Linked DNA regions of Homo sapiens: region 1 is linked to region 2. The links are chromatin loops, found by intact Hi-C in ENCODE. Cell type or tissue: MCF 10A. All regions are shown on one strand. Each heading gives the region's core, and the rest is flanking DNA. Links, peaks and the distances in the headings are about the cores only. Region 1 has its middle 560 kb from the start of CCDC85A. Region 2 has its middle 530 kb from the start of VRK2.

Region 1 (8,747 bases), core at 364-8,363, 770 kb after region 2:
AAGTGTCCAACAATAGATGAATGAATAAAGAAAATGTAGTATAAATATATAATGGAATAGTAATCAGCCACTAAAAACAAAATTCTTTTATTTGCAACAACAAGTATGAATCTAGAGGTTACTATGTTAAGTGAAATAAACCAGACACAGAAAAACAAATACTTCATGATCTCACTCATATATGAATCTTAAAAAGTTGATCTCTTAGAAGGAATGATGAGAACAGTGATCATGTAATGATTTTCATACCAACATTTCAAGTCACTGGGGGAGTTTATACCTTAAAGGAAACTTGTAAATTGTTTTGTATTGTTAAATATTTTTTAATGTGAAAGGGAATTCTCTGCAGGATATATCAGCTTTTTTATTTATTTATATTTATAAGGTTTTCATATAGAGAAAAAGTCAATAAACTTTTTCTGTAAATGGAAAGATAGTAAATAGTTTAGGTTTTGCTGGACATAAAATGGTCTCCGCCAAAATTGATCCTGCTATTATAATGTGAAAGGAGCTATAGACAACACAAAAGCAAATTAATTTGTTTCAATAAGACTTTCTTTGTGGTCACCAAATTTATAATTTTATATCATTTTCACAGGTCATGAAAGATTCTTCCTTAATTTTTTTCAACCATTTAAAAAGATGAAAAACATTCTTTCTTCATAGGTTGTGTAAAAAATAGATGCTGGGTTATAATTTGTTGGCTCCTAATTTTAGACAATCTTGGGGGTTATGGTAATTAGAACACATAGAATTTATTTTTTCTTATTCCTAGACATAAAGCATGAAAAATATTAGGTCCTCAAGCAATCCATGATACCTATCTATAATTCCCAACTGGGTCTTAAAGGAAAGATAAGGAAAAAGACAAATCACAAAGACCTGTGATTGAGTCCCAGCTGGTTGTTTCACCTCCACAAACTGTGTCACCTTGGGCAAATTACTTCTCTGTAGGCCTCACTTCCTTCACCTATTGAAGAGGTTGATTATCCCCACTTCACAATGTTACTATGATAATTTTTTTAAAAAGTTAATAATATAAGTATTCACCACTGTGTCTGGTACCTTAAAAATGCCTCTTAAAGATGAACCTCTTTCTCTTTGGTTAAAATAAAAATAATTTACTGATTATAATCAAATCCTGGTATTCACTTAACTGTAGTTCTCAACCTTGGCAGAATATGAGAACTTCCAGGAAGAGTTATAAACTTTTGATGATAGAGCAACAATCCTAACCAAGTAAATCAGTATCTCTTGATGGATGGGACCCAAGACTCAGTATTTTTAAAGCTTCCCAGTGTGCACCCAAGGTTGAAGGCCTTCACCTTTCACCTTGCTATTTCTTAAACAAAAAAAATGAAACATCAATGCTTCTGTTGTCATCATGTAAATGTTGGAGACATTGGTAAGCAGTTTACTTGGTCATTTATCTCTCTCTCTCAAATAGACTTCTCTTCTGCTCCACTACCTGCCCCGCCACCACTCTTGACATCCCACTGCAAGTTGTTTGGGTTATTCTTTATCACTGAGCTCCTACAGTTCCCTATCTCCTCCAATTTTTTCTTATCCTTCCCTCTAACCCCACTTCATCATCACACAGACAGCCAAGGAGGACCTGGCTGGAAAAGCTTGTAGCACGAGCACATGTATCAACTGGAAAGGGAAGGAGAGACTGAGGACATGACCATATCTCTGTGGATACCTAGGAAAGAAATCAAAATTGCTGAAATTGGACCCTCCATCATGAGCAGCCAGAGAGGCAATAGTAATGCCAAGTCTATACAGGATTGCTAAATGACAGGAAGACACCAAAGGTCAACTGGAGTGGCCACATTAGAGGATTCCACTCCAGGTGACTGTAGTAGTCTCAGACAGTAAAGGATCGGAGTTACAGCAAACAGCACAGTACAGAGATGTGATTTAGTGGCCAGTAATGTATATTTTAATCATATTTTTAATTTAACTTTTATATTTTTCATAACTTCACATTCGATACATTTTTCAAATATTAGCATTTGAAAAGCATGAAGCAAGGAGATTGTTAATTCTGTTAAATATATTTTCACTTTTTTTTTTTTTTTTTTACAAAATGCCAGGGTTGCAATATCACGCCCCCCAACACACACACACACACACACACACACACACATACATACAGTTCTGGCATTTTTCCCAGCATTGTAATCACCGCTTCTCGCATCTCCTGATGCGTATGAAGTTTTAGAGGATCTCTTTCTGGCCACCCTCACTGCAGATGAAGCACCATGACCTAGAACTCTCTCTCAATGGGCACTGGTGTTCCAACCAAACTGGCTCAGCTAAACCTTTCCTACCTCACTCGCCAAGCCTTCATGCACATTCCGAAGGTTAACAGTATCCTCTCTTCCAAGGGCTGCCAACAATTAGGTAAGGCAAAGACTGAGAAGATAAACCATATTTGATTGACACCAAATCAATAAATCTTGAATTGGCTGGCTCTTAAGGGGAGATGAAGAAATGGACTCTGTGTTAAATGTAAAATCAGCAGTGGCAGAGCACTGTCGTGAAATAAAAGTTAATATTATCTCAGATTCCTGACAACCATATGACACGTCATGATTTTTAATATTAGATAAAATCTGGGCACCTGTCATGTACTTAAAGCAAGCCACTTTTTTTCTTCTTTAAAATTTTCTTCTAAGACAAATGCATTAACTACAGAGAACAACCTCTCATTTCTTTTTCCCTTCTGCCTCCCCCATCCTGTCTCTCATAGCTCACTACTTTCTCTATTTCCCATTTTTTTTACATTTCTAAGAAAATTGGCAAAACCTTGTTTTTAATAATCCACAGAATTAAAAAAATTATAGTTGGGTATATATCTAGTCACAATAAGCTAAATAACAAATTCAAAATAAATAGCAGTTTCCTTTTGCTCACTTGGAAGCTAAGAATGATTGTGTAAAGGAAACATTTGAGTAGGAATTCACTGCCTGCTGCTGAAAGCCAGGCTTGCTGTAAACATGTACACAATTTAACAAATGAAGATATATTTGTCCAAACATGACCTCTACAGGGGTCTCACAATTCTGCTGTTCCCATTTCATTTCCTTGAGAAGTAAAAGTTACTTTAAAACCTATAGACAGATCCTCATCTTAAGAACACTGCTTGATTTCTGCTCTCCATACTCCACAGAAATATTGAAGACCTAAACTGATTATGAAAACCTCAGTTACCATATTTCTAAATATATTGCATTATTAACAGATGTCACCTGGAAAATAGTTCAAACATTTGTGGTCTCCTTATTTTTAAGTTGCTATCAAGCTTAATATATGCCTACTGATGCTAAATCTGCAGATATAAGCAAAACCTCCACAAAAGCTTAAAACAACTATTTGAAACAACCACAAAAATATGGAAACTTTGTAAATAAAACTTTTGTGAGATAAAAAAAAATACAAAAATCTGCTCCCTCACCCCAGAACCCAGGGAAATGCTATTCATGAAAAAGGAAAGAAAATACTTCCTCACTTTACCCTTGTCAGGGAGACAAAATTTTACCTCTACCCTCCTAGGGTTTTAGACAGAACCTAATAATTAAATTGACATAAGTCAGATTAACCAGAGAAAAGCATAGAAATTTAATATAAATTTTATGTAATACGGGAGCCCTAATAAGGAAAAGAAGACCCAAAAATTGACAAAACCTAAAAGCTAATATATTAGGTTGAAAACAGAGAGGCAATTGTGGAAAAGTAACTAAATTCTGTGGGGAAGCTAAAAGATGACAAGAATTATTTTGACAAGGTCTGTTTGCACAAAATTCTCTGGGCTATGACTCCCCACTGAAGAATGTTTACCTCCTCATGGTGTAAGGGAACTTTCACAAGGGAGTTTTTAATCTCCTGTTTTCAGAAAAGGGGAGATTAGGACGCCTCTCATGCATTTGCTGTTTTTCAAGTGCATTTAGATCAAAGTTACCTTTACGCCAAAGTGGCATATTTCGGGGTGGCATATTTTGCCACACTTACCCTTGTTCCCTCAGTCGGGTGGTATTGAGAAATGTGTAACATGTGTCCAGATTTTCAATATGCACTATTCCACTTACCGCAGCTACTCTGGGAGAGCCTGAGGGAACACATCAGCAGATGAGTCACAGCTGTGAGCTGCCTGGCCTATGCCAGCATGTAACAGGCTGTCTCACAGGGACAGGAGTGAACTGTGGAGGTCCTGGAGGCTCCCCAGCTTCCCACAAAACACCAAACATTTCAGATTCAGAACTCAAAGACCTGTGCCCCATCAGGGGCTAGGGAATCCGTATTCCCAAAATAACAATAGAAGCTGATAAAAACCAAAGTTAATGGACAATAAAGATACTTCCTCATACATGCACAAACATTGCTAATTTCATGGCTCCCAAAAGGGAGACTTAAAAAACTGCAAATTCCAGTGTTTTCGACAACAAGTAGTGGAAAACAAAAATCACCACACTCATGTCCTACTATCTTATTAGAGGAAGAGAGGAAAAGTTGAAGTCTGTATATCATTCATCTGAATATCAATGTGGAAAGAAAACTGCCTTTTTAAGTCTTCTACTAGCAAATTTTATCAGAAAGTTTGTACCTGGTCTAGGAAAGTAGCCATTTTGACTTATGATAACCTCATAATGTTACACTAGGAAAGATGGCCAAGCAGCGAACAGGCCTACCTTCTCACCTAGTACAATCATCTGTCTGCACACTTCTTTGAGAGCATGGAGCAACGCATGCTCTTCTATAGCAGTAGGGGATGGTATTTAAAAATATATAAGCTCCAAATGGATAAATTAAAGAGCAAATATTGAGATTTCAAATTACTTGCCCAATATCATAGTATCAGAATAAGACTCAAACCAAAGCTGCATGTTGCTAAAGCTCATTCTCTTATTCTCTATAACTTGCTGTATCACATCTATACATCCCACCTGAAGTGACTGCAAGTGAAAAAACACTAGAAGAGTATTTTTTTTTCTAAATAGAAGGGAAAAGTTAGATGTTTCATTGTGGGTTGAACCAGAAACTAAATTACATTAACCTTTATAAAGCAGAATTTTCACTGGACTTACTATTTAAACAGCTTTAAATCTTGGTCCATAGTGTTCAAGATCACAACAATAACAAATATTAAATAATAAATGTCAGACTTTATTACTACCATAAAATTAAATTAGAAATTAATTTTTAAGTGCTTATATAACATTTAGAAACAAATATAAACTTCTATTACTCAGATTAATTAGGATATTACAATGAAAACAATAACACATTTAAACCTAAAGACTTGCATAGTATTATAAGTTTCCTATAACAAACTGGCTAAGGTCTTAATCAGAGGTAATATAAAATCCTAAATGTATTTATTACATAATAAGAAATATTAAAATTGGTCAAATCTTCAACTCAGTGAGTCAAAATAAAATTAACAAAATAAACCTAGAAAGAAATAGAAATACTTAAAGCAAAACCAGAAATCAATGAAAATACAGAAAAACACTAGAGAAGATTAATAAAACAAAAAGTTGGTTCTTTAAAACTATTAATATTAATATAGATATTACTAGTAAAATGAGTAATGTTACAAATAATATATAGTTTAAAAACTAGGACTTACCAACAGAGTAAAGATTTTAAAACAGAATAACACAAAAATATTATATAAATAAATTGACAACCCAGATAAAATTAAATATACATAAGAGATTTTTAAAATTGACTTAGAATTTAAAATAAAAATAAAATAACAATTATTAATTAAATATAATTAATAGCTAAAACCCCATTTCCCCAGCCCATTACAAAATGATTCACCAACACCCCTATGTCCCCCTGACACACACAAACACACACACATATACACACATAACTCTTCAAAAAGCTCAGGTCACATAATTTCAAGAAAACCTTTAACAAATCTAAATCTCTAAAAACAGATAAATTTATACAATGCAAATTGTTTCAAAGACTAAAAAACAAAGGTATCCAACTCATTCTATAATGAATTTATAATCCAAAATCAAAATTATGCAAAGAAATACAATAAACACACCAGACCCAGTTTTTGAAATAGCAGCTAAATTCCTAAATAAGAGCAAATCAAATTTATCAGAGCAAAAAATAACAATGCCCCATCATCAAACATTGCCAGTACCAGAAATGGAAATATGATTCACTCATTCAGTAGAAAAACTGTTAGCAAATGAGATAGTAAAGAATTTCCTTAAACTGACAAAGGGCATAAACCTCAAACCCACATTTAACGGCAAATAAATATTATTTATTTAAGCTAGAAGGGGAACAAAGCATGTGTGTCTGTTATACATTCTACATTTTATGTTTAAAGTGTTTCTTCATAAAATTACAACCAAGTACAGGTTTTGAAGAAAGAGAGAAGGGAGGGAAGCAGGGAGGAAAGGAGGATGGAAAGAAGAAAGAAATGGAAGGGAAGGGGAGGGAAGGGGAGGTGAGGGGAGGGAGAAAGAGGGCATAAGGGGAGGGCAGAGGAAGGAAAGAAATACCTCACTATTTATTATATACCGTTTCTGAAGAATCCTATTAATATTAACAAAAGATTGGACACATGCAAGGACACTGGGAAAAAGGAGAGTAAAAAATAAGATTGTACCACCGTTCACCTAACATTGACTAAGGAGGGGAAAGTCTGAACCTGGCACACTCCTGTGCCTGCCATACGAGATGTTAGTTATAAAAGGATGGAAATAGTTTTAATCACATTTTGTTGTTTTATTAAATGAATTAGTCTTAAAACAAATCATCCCTGGTGACCTAAAGAATTTCTTATTACTAAATTTGCTTCCCAAATACCCTGATATGTATAGACATTGCCCTAGAGCGTAAATGTAAATATCTATTACACAAGGAATGCTCACTGCCTTTTGTAAATCCTTCTGTTAGGCTAAGTTAGATGTTAGTTTCCTCCAACTTTGTTTTGCTTCTGTCATTCTCCCTAAATGTGGCCATACTGTGTGCCCTGGCAAAACTAAATTTCTCAGACAGTAAAACTTAGAAGGAGATTCTCTAATGTGTTTTTCCATATCGCCAGTTTCTGTCAAAAGGCTAGTTTGCCCCCTAGCAACTATCTTGATACTTTTTTAAATACCAATAACACCTACTTGAAAGAAAGTTACCTAGCATTGTTTAATGAGATCCTTTAAATTTTTGAGACATGCTTAAACACATTGAAACTGTTTGTGTGTCTTGTAATTCAGCAGTCTCTATACTTTTGCCTCCATATGTCATGGTGTAATTTATTCCTATTCTGAAAAACTTTTACAACTCCCATGGTTTTCATTTTGGTTTTATTATCTTTTTCTTGATATCTTCTGTGTGTTTGAGAAGAAAAGACATGAAGCTATGGTCCCTAAGGTTATTGATCAATCTAGCAATGAAGAGAATTCTTGTTTCTCTAATTTTATGCTCTTCTCACTTTTGAGTTCTCATAGCAATCATTGATAAGTGTAAACTGCCACCCAGAAAATTGCTAGAAATATCTCGGGAGCTGTTGGACTGCAGGAGTGAGAACTCATTTTAAGATTTAGTACACCCAAAGGAATAGGCAGTGTCTCTGTGGGGAAGAACCCCATACCATGATTCCTCTTTTTTTAATCTTTTGGAAGGTATGGCAGAAGTTGGCTATAAAACTCCAAGTGACTTTCTAAATAAATACTAGTGACAGAAAAGGCTATTACCTTGCTTATTCCCATGTTTGAAACTATGTAATACCGATTCATCATCCCACTTCTCTCCAGAGTAGTTTCTTTCTCAGAAAAGTAAGGTCCAAATGTTCAAATAAGTAAACCAGTCATATGGGAATAAGCGATCACAAACAGAAGTCTTTTCTGTGTCTAGGAGAGGGAATGTACTAACAGCTCTCAGTCATCTTGAAGGTGAGTTAATTCATGTAAAGATCCACTACCATGAAAACATTTACATGAAGAATAGCCCAAGTTCAATAATAACATAGCAAAGATATCTCAGGAACACAGAATGGGTTTGCAAGTTTTCAATACAACAGTTACTTATTTCTCTGGAAGCATTTAGAAAAAAGGAGGAAAGAGAGAGCGAAAGATTCATTTCTATTATATCGTCAACTTCTGCTGTGCCACCAACCAGATCTCGTAACTATGTCAATGTTATGATCTCTCTTAAGGAACCCGTACTTGTAAATTCCTGCACTTTTACCCTCCCCCATCCATTGGAGTCCCTCCACAGAATCTATTACCTGAATCACATACTATTGACCAGGGTATTTTGCATACGGATATTTGTAACACATGTATTTGCTGTGCACTGTCATATGCCTTTAGCTACTTATGGGTTTAGCTTAAATGGGGGCTATAGTGCATCATGTAAATTAGTCCAGGGACAAAGTCTATAGAACACAGAATTGTCATTTCATGATTGTGTTAAGAATATAGCATATCAAACTTGCATAGAAAGTAAAATTAAGAGTTATATCTTGAATAAGGTTTAAATTGAGGATCTCGCAGAAACAGGGATTCACTGTATCTTGTGGGAAAGATGTTAAGGAAAAATGAATAAACACTACTTAATAAGAGAACAAATTGACAACTTTCTATGACCATTAAATTCCTGTCTATGACACTTCTTATAAAGTTTCAACCTAGACAAGGTATGGACCATAGTAGAGAAGGAGCCATGTTTGTAGACTGATGCAGATTGAAATGGCCATTTTTGAAAATGGCTAG
Region 2 (8,747 bases), core at 220-8,219:
ATACAGAGTGAAATAGTATTCAGCTTTAAGAAAGCATGAAATCCTGTCATTTGCAACAACGTGGATGGAACTGGAGGACATTATATTAAGTGAAATAAGCCAGGAACAGAAAGACGAATTTCACAGGTTCTCACTTATAGATGCGAACTAACAATGAAAACAATTGAACTCATGAATAGCTAGAGTAGAATGATTGTTAACAGAGGCCAGCAAGGAAGGGTAGCAGGGAAGAGGAGAAAATATGGAGACAGTTAATGAGTGCAAAAACATTCTTAGATAGCATAAGATCTACTATTTGATAGCAGAACAGAACGAGGTGACTACAGTCAAAATTTTTTTTTGTATATGTTAAAATAACGAAGAGTGGAACTGAAATGTTCCTAACACAAAGAAATGACAAATGATGGTTAAACACTTGATAATGATAAATGATACCTCAATTACCCTGATGTGGTTATCGCATATTTTATGACTATATCAAAACATCACATGCATCCCAGAATATATATACCTACTATGTACTCATAAAATTAAAAATTAAAAAAATTAGAATATCCATCAAAGTATTAGGCAATATAACACTTTTGCCTCCAAAAATATTAATTTATTGATATTTGGTAATTTGCCTTATACCTCTTTTATAATATATTATTATTATGGTATAGATACTGTACTGCTCAATAAATATGAATAAATTTAAAACCCCCGTTTAACCCAAAGAAACAACTTTTAAAAACAGCACTCTTTAATACTTAGGAATACATTAGGCACCTGAAAAATTATGCCTGTACAAAGTGTGTGTTACTATGAATCCGGTCAAAGAGCAAGAAATACAGCTTAATGGATATAGCAGTGATTTCAGTGTCAGCCATTACTAGTGATATTTCCTATATATCATTGACTTTAAAGCAATTACAGAATTAAAATCTTCTGCAAAAACAAAAGTGCTTCTCCAAAAGGGTAACATTGCCTATTTGTCTATTTGACTATTTCTTTCCTTCTCTCCTTCCTTCCTTCCTTCCTTCCTTCCTTCCTTCCTTCCTTCCTTCCTTCTCTCTCTCTCTCTCTGTTTCTTTCTTTCTTTTGACAGGGTCTCTCACACTGTCACTCAGGCTTCAGTGCAGTGGTACCATCATAGCTCACTGCAAAGTCTAACTACTGGGCTCATGCAACCCTCCCACTTCAGCCTCCTAATAGCTAGAACTACAGGTGCACTCCACTGTGCCCAGCTAATTTTTTTATTTTTATTTTTGTAGAGACACTGTGTCACTTTGTTGGCCAGGCTCATCTCTATCTCTTGACTTCAAGTGATCCTCCTGCCTTGGCCTCTCAAAGTGCTAGGATTACAGGTGTGAGCCACCCTGCCCAGCCTACATTGCCTATTTTCTACCAGCTAGATCAATCTGATACTCTGGTCCACAGACATAATATAAATACAAATATCTATGTCTATTTGTAGCGAACTTTCTGAATTCTAGAAATTTCCTCTTCCTTACTTTCATAAAAAAAAATGTGGTCTTTTCTCTTTAGGATTCTATAATAGCAATTTCAAACATTTACCAAAAGCTTATTTTACTCAGGTCATCTTTTGACCTCACTCCAGAAAAGATAACCAGTCCAGTTACTCTTATGAATCTATCATTACTATTATAATACTTTTAACTTGTACAGTGCTTTGACGTTTTCAAAATGCTTTCATATATTTCAGTTTATTTATTCCATAATGGTTTATAGAGAGTTTAAAATGATTATTTTTTTCAGAATTACAGATGAGGAAATAAAAACTTAGCTAAATTAAATTAATTTTCCAAGAACAAACAGTTCAGGGAGATATTACATTTGGATAAAATCTGAGTCTTCTAATTCCAATTCTAGTGCTCTTTTCAGTAGATCCTGTTTATAAAACATAGCATTAAGCATATCAAGTCAAAATAAAATACTTTATAAAATCTAAATTTGCCTAATTAGAACTAAACAAATATACAAAAAAACAACTTCTATTTTAAAAGTCTAGGTTTATAGTATATGTATTTGCTACATATCCTGATAAATGGAGAATAAGCTATGTTTCTAATCTGCACTATTATTATCTCAGAGGTACTAGCCTTATGACCTTAGGTGGGTTAGACATTCCTTTTATCACAGATGCTTCTTCTAGTTCTATTACTGAGGATAATAATTTCTTAGAGTAGAGTTTGCCAAATAGTAGACACTCCATAATTGAGGGTGATGGCAGTTGTTACAACTATAATTCCCACTACTCTTATTCCATCTAAATCTGGGTGGTCTTTTAATGCAGGGAGCCAGCATTGTGCCATTTATTTCTTTGCCCTGGAATGTCAATAGGGCAGGGTGAAGGGTTAGTTGGAAGATGGCCCATTTACCAGGTTTCATTGACTCTCTTATCCAGGATACTTTTGTTGGCTTAGCTTATTTACTTAAATATTTAAATATTTTCTTTACTTTGCTATAAAATTAGAGTGATGTTAATATACAATGATGATAATTTAATAATTTGTAAATAATCTGTAGACTGCAAAGTGTCAAACATATTACAGTAACCCCTGCCTTCATCCATGGTGGATGTGTTCCAAGGCCTCCAGCAGATGCCTATAAGTGTGGATAGTACTGAACCCAATATATACTGTTTTTTTTCTTTTACATACACATCTATGATACAGTTTATACATTAGGCACAGTAAGAGATTAACAACAAGAACTAATAATAACATAGAATAATTATAACACTATACCATAATAAAAGTTATATGCATGTGGTCTCTCTCAAAATATCTTACTGTACTGTAACTAAAACTGCTAAAAGAAAAACTCTGGAAAAAGGGGGCCTATTATCTTGTTCCATATAGTAGGTTTAATTAATCATAATATGAGCTAAATAGTCACTATTCCTTTAAGGGTTCACGTCATTACTTTAATTCATAATCAATATATGTGTTAGACAAATACATTGGGAATCAAATGGAAAACAAATATAGGACAAATATTTACGATTGACAAACACTTTATATCGATATGGGAAGCAAATGTTAAAAGTAATCTGTTTCTATAATACACACAGGATACGTTTCTGCTAACCAGCCTCAGAATCTATAATTGTTTAACCTCCCACAAGGGTAAACTGATAACATTTCCTTTTATTCTGCACTGTATTTGGCTTTCAAATTAATAGTCACATTCTGTCTAGAATGTTACTGGCAGATAAACAGATGTCTGAAAGTGGCTGAGGACATTTCAGTTCCTATAAAATCCTCTTGATTTTCTGTGTCGATAGAATTCGACTTTACTTGCAGTTGCAGTTGAATTTTGACACAAAGGTACCCATGGTATTAATACCTTATAACCACTAGATGTCACTATTCTCAAAGCAATAAATTAGAATTGTGCTATGATGTAATCTAAAGAATACAACATTTGCAGTTTGCATGTCTCTCTCTCTCTCTCTCTGTCTCTCTCATTCTTTTCTCCTTTAAATTTGTGAATTTGGTTTAAAGATAAAATTAGATTCCTAAAAACCGTTCTGAAAGTAAAGCAGGTTGATATGCCCAAATATACACTTTATTCGTTGATACTGATTACTATCAAACTGAAATTTTCTGTATTGTAAGAAAAAATGATAAGAAAATACAGAATTAGGGCAAAAGAAATGGGGTTTTCCCAGGGGTTTTTAGCCTCTCCTAAATACCCATAATCCATTTGCAAAGAGAAGGACTGAGAGACAAAGGAAGTTGTGTTAGCATGAAAGAAAAACGTCATGTCACTTTTCTTTGTTTAGTAATTTAGAGAAAATGCATCCCCTGTATTTGTATAAATAACACAATTCACAGATATGATTCTACTCTGTGAGAGACCCAATTAATAGAACCAGTCAACATTACATGAGAACTCATAAAATGCTACCCTGAAGAAGTGGCAAAGAACTGTCTGTAGCAATTCCTTGGCTAGAAAAAATAACATTTTTCAATTACAATTTTCAAGGAAAAAAAGCTTGGAAAAGCATTATATATTTAAAATGGTTAATATATAATGAAAGGTATACTTTGTGTAATATTTATAATCCTATTTCTAATTTCTAATTCTCTATATTTTTCGAAGAACAAGTATACTTTCTTGTTTAAAAATAGATAAAATGCACAATATGCCATTAATACCACACACATCCTCCGTCCTTTCTCTGAATATCGATAGCTGATAACTCCAAATGCTGCATAATGGGGCTCTGGATCTGAGGAACTTACCATCCATTAACCTGTTAAGAAAATGAACGACCTATAATATCAGAAAAAAACATGAAACATGTTTTACTCACCTCACTTTTCTCTAGACTGTGCCTGTTTCTACTTTTACACCTAGGAGATATCTGGCAAACTGTATTCTATTAACCTGAAAGAGAAGCCCCTGGCAACAAACTTAGATGATTTATCAAAGACCCTACTTTTCAGTAAGAAAGAGAAACAGACATGAAGTAATATTAACAAAAAGCAATAAAGGATTCAGAGACATCATCTAGGTAATTAATAGAGCCACTGAATGGAGCTTACCAAGTATGGCAATGGCTGTAGCTTATTGAATAATTGAAGGTAGTAATTTTCTTCGAGTATATTAACAAAACAAATGTCTTTGAATAGCTATTCATTCATTCGTTGACTCATTTTTTCATTCAACAAATATTTACTGAGTGACTTACTAGTCCAGGTACTATTCTATCTACCTGATCAACAGCAGTTAATGAAAGAAAACAAAAATCTGTGCCCTCCGGGCATGTATGTTGCAGTAGAGAAAATGACAGGAAATAGTATAATTGTCTTGTTGTTCATTTTTTAATGAAATCTAAATTGTTATGATACTTTTAAGAAATGCACCTGATAATACCCAAATATTTATTCTTTAACCATCTTCAAATTCTGTAACTAGCATTTCTGTAAAACTTGCAACATACTAATATGAAATTATAACATATTTAATAGGTTTTTGTACTAAATAGCATTTTCCTATCCAACAGCAGTTATTTTCCATTTTGCTCAAGAGCTATACTATCACCAAAAAAGAGTATGTATATATTCAAAGGAGGATATATACATATCACACACATGATAGAAAAGCAAAACTATTTTATCTCTTCATGATTTTGTCATTGGTAAATTATCTAGAAACCTTTCTCTGTATCAATATATTTTGATATATACAGGGATGATTTCATATTGTTAGTGTGTTTTCAAAGTAGGCATATCATTTTTTCTCTTCTAAAGGATGTTATTAATATGCTAACATCAAAAGGATGTATGTTTTGTCCACTGAAATTGAGGGTTTGCTCTAATTAACAAATTTAGTGGCCTTTTCTCAGTTTTCTCCCCCTTGACATTTTATTATGGTGTTAGTGATGAATGCATTGTATCTTTATTAGTAACATATATCTTTAAATGTACTTACAAAATCAAGGCATAGATATAAAAATTGAAGAAGAGTATTTCTTAGAGGAAAGCAAGTATCCATGTCAAAGGAAATTTTCGAATACATATAGTCTACATGGATTTAATCACCATTTCTTACATAGAGATTAATGCAAAACTCAGTAAAAAGGATGATAATTCTGAGTCAATTTATAATTTTTCATTTATTAGTTTTTTTCTTTGTTGTTGTTGTTGTTGGTTTTTTTTTTTAGATGGAGTCTCTCTCTGTTGCCCAGGCTGGAGCACAGTCATGCGATCTCAGCTCACTACAATCTCTGCCTCCCAGGTTCAAGCAATTATTCTGCCTCAGCCTCCTCTAAGTAGCTGAGAATACAGGCTTGCGCCACCATGCCTGGCTAATTTTTGTATTTTTAGTAGAGACGGGGTTTGACTGTATTGGCCAGGCTGGTCGCGAACTCCTGACCTCGTGATCCACTCACCTCGGCCTCTCAAAGTGCTGGGATTACAAGCGTGAGCCACCGTGCCTGGCCCGTTTATTAGTTTTTAATCTTATATATTTGCTGCTGCCTTATTTGGTAAATAATATTTAACATTTTAGTTTCGAAATCCTTAGAAATAGCTAGGTTAATTTCTTTTGCTTTTCCTTTTTTCGTCATCTTTTTCTCCTCATATTCCAATAAACAATCACTTTTTCCAGAAGGCAGGTGAAGTTTATAGTCACTTCTCTGCTGCTGCTGAGATGGTGCCCATCCTTCTGATTTTTTGCCATTGGGATCTACATCCATAGCCACTTTCTTCTTTCCTTTTATTGCCTCTTCATTTCTTTTATTTGATAAACACTGGATTTCCTGGATTGAGCTTCTGTGTCTCTGTGTCTTAAACCCCGTCTTTCTTTTTTTTTTTTTGTCTATATTTTGGAATAGTTTCTCAACTTGAACTTATAAATTCCTAATGCTGTATTCCACTATAGCCATTTAATATTAAAATCAGTACTTTATCTTTTATAAATTAAAATTTTGATTTCTATATACTTTTTCCTGTTTTATGACTATTTCACATCATCTCTTCGATTTATGGGTGGACTCTTCTTTAATATATCTAGGAGAATATTAACTAGAGCTTCTTTTTACATGTTCTTCTACTGCCCACATTACCAAGTCCAGTAATTGTTTTCTTTCTTATTATGGCCTATTTTGCCTTTCCTCAAATGTTGGCAATTTTTTGTTTGGTTATTTGCGTTTATCGAGGAATGGCTGGCTGACTAGGTAGCTGGTGAGGGTTTTCTTTGCATTGGATAGGTTTCTTGACTATAGCTCCTCACCTATGAATATGAGGGCTAAGTGAGGTTTCTGGTAAATTCATATTTTTGTCATCAAGCAGGCTTTCCTCTAAGGTGAGGGGAAGGGATCTCTACATATGTTGTGTTTTTGGGTTTAGCAAATAAAAATGCAAGATGCCTAGTTAAGTGTGAATTTCAGATAAATAATAAATAATATTTTAGAATGAGTGTGTCCCATGTAATATTTTGGGAATATTTTAATTATTTTTGTATATCTGAAGTTCATACATCCTGGTTTTTTTGTTTTTGTATTTTATCTAGTAAACCTGTTATCAGGTCAATGTTTATGGAAGCTCAGCTATATCTTAGATTCTGCCTTTTGTCTTTCTACATTCCAGTTATCCATTTCATTTTACAGAGCTTCTTAGATAAATTGACCACAGTGATTAGTGAATGGGGTTGGGGACACCAGCCATATATGTATGCAATCTTATTCACCTAATTTACAACCCCTGAATGCTCTTCTGCTTTGAGCCACTCATGGGCACTTTTGCTCATAGTTACACTGTGAAGAACGGCACTCCCGTGATGCAGTTGTAATCTGTGCTTTGCTTAAGTTATCAATGAATCTGCATTCTATCTCCAGAAATTTTTCAAAACATCCGAACTGAAAATGGCATAGTTTTATATTTTTAGCACTGTTGTGCATCTATTTGTTTTGTTTTATAGTCTTTACCATGGGATCTTGGAGGGGAAGAAAGACTACATGGATGACAGGAGCCGTTGTCTTCCAATGTGTATCCACACCTCTCATTCGGAATTAATCATTCATCCTATGCTCAGAAAAATAGAGACTATTTGATAAATTATGTTAAAGATTTCATAAATTCTGAACTGCATTTCTTCCAGCTGCTACTATATTTCTTTGCTGCAGTTTACACTAAAACTCTTCACAATAATTTACATTTTTTTTTGTCTCCAAACCTCTCTATTCTATTGAAAACTCACTTGAGTCAGGCTTTCATCACAACCATTCTATCTTAAAACTGAAGAATAAGAGAACCATTTTCACAGTTTGTAGACTATCTCACTTCTCAGTGATAATGTTAGGCATTATTCAAACCTGTTTTGGCTTCAAATATAGTGTTAATTCAATAGCTAGGTGTATGACAAAAATAGTGAATATGGATCCCTGCTTCACAATTTTTCTCAAATACATTCAAGATGGATTAACTACATTAAAAAGTTTCACCTAAAAAACTACTAGAAGAAAACATTGCTAAATATTTAAAAAGTTTCGGGGCAAAGAAAATTAAACATAATACGAAAGACATCATTCATTGAGGAAAATAGTGATAGATTTAACAAAAATAATTTAACAAATTATTTAACAAAAATAATACTTTTGTGAATTGAGAGAGTGTAAAAGTAAACAAATAAAAATGTTAGATAAATATTTGCAAGAATTATTGATAAAAAATATGACACTCAATATGTAAGTAATCTCTTAAGAATCAATGGAAAAAAGACCCAATACCAAAATGGGCACAGGACGTAATCAGACATGCTAGAAAGGATGATGTGCTAAAGGCTGGTGAAAAGATCATTCTAAAATGCTCAGTCTAATTATAATTGGAGAAATGTAAATTAAACAGCAACTTGCTGCATTTTGTTGCCTATTAGGAGTACAATCTTTGAAGAATATCAGTTCTCTGGGAGAGAAGAAAGTAACAGCCTCTCTTATGCATGGCTGGCAGATATTTAAATTGACAAAAAAAAAAAAACCCACAAAACTTTCTAGGGAACAAAATGACAATATTCAAAAATAAAAAAAAAGGCTTACAATCTACATATACTTTTACTCAGCTTGGGAGTTTATTCTGAGGAAATAAAGAAATAGAGAATGTACAAACATGGTATACATATGTGTGTGTGTGTGTATATATATACATATATATGTATGTATTCCAGAGCATTGACTACAATAATATTTATAAGAAATAAATATTTTAAAACCGACAAAAACAGGATTGGTTATA

Evidence for each region. Peaks named below come from ENCODE experiments on the same cell type or tissue, not always from the same donor. Only the 100,000 strongest peaks of a DNase experiment are listed, where the experiment ranks them.
Region 1: a loop joins it to region 2, with 4 times the contacts of the local background. A loop is called at or near these places in 5 of 110 quality-filtered maps.

Annotation. Positions count from the first base shown.
Region 1 is chr2:56,737,083-56,745,829 of GRCh38, reverse strand. No RefSeq gene overlaps it. Among named protein-coding and RNA genes, the nearest start is that of CCDC85A, 560 kb to the right of the region's middle. In MCF 10A, for the core only: no CTCF peak of the experiment used is centred there; a DNase peak (open chromatin) is centred at 4,129.
Region 2 is chr2:57,511,566-57,520,312 of GRCh38, reverse strand. No RefSeq gene overlaps it. Among named protein-coding and RNA genes, the nearest start is that of VRK2, 530 kb to the left of the region's middle. In MCF 10A, for the core only: a CTCF peak has its summit at 3,343 (motif pointing right); no DNase peak of the experiment used is centred there.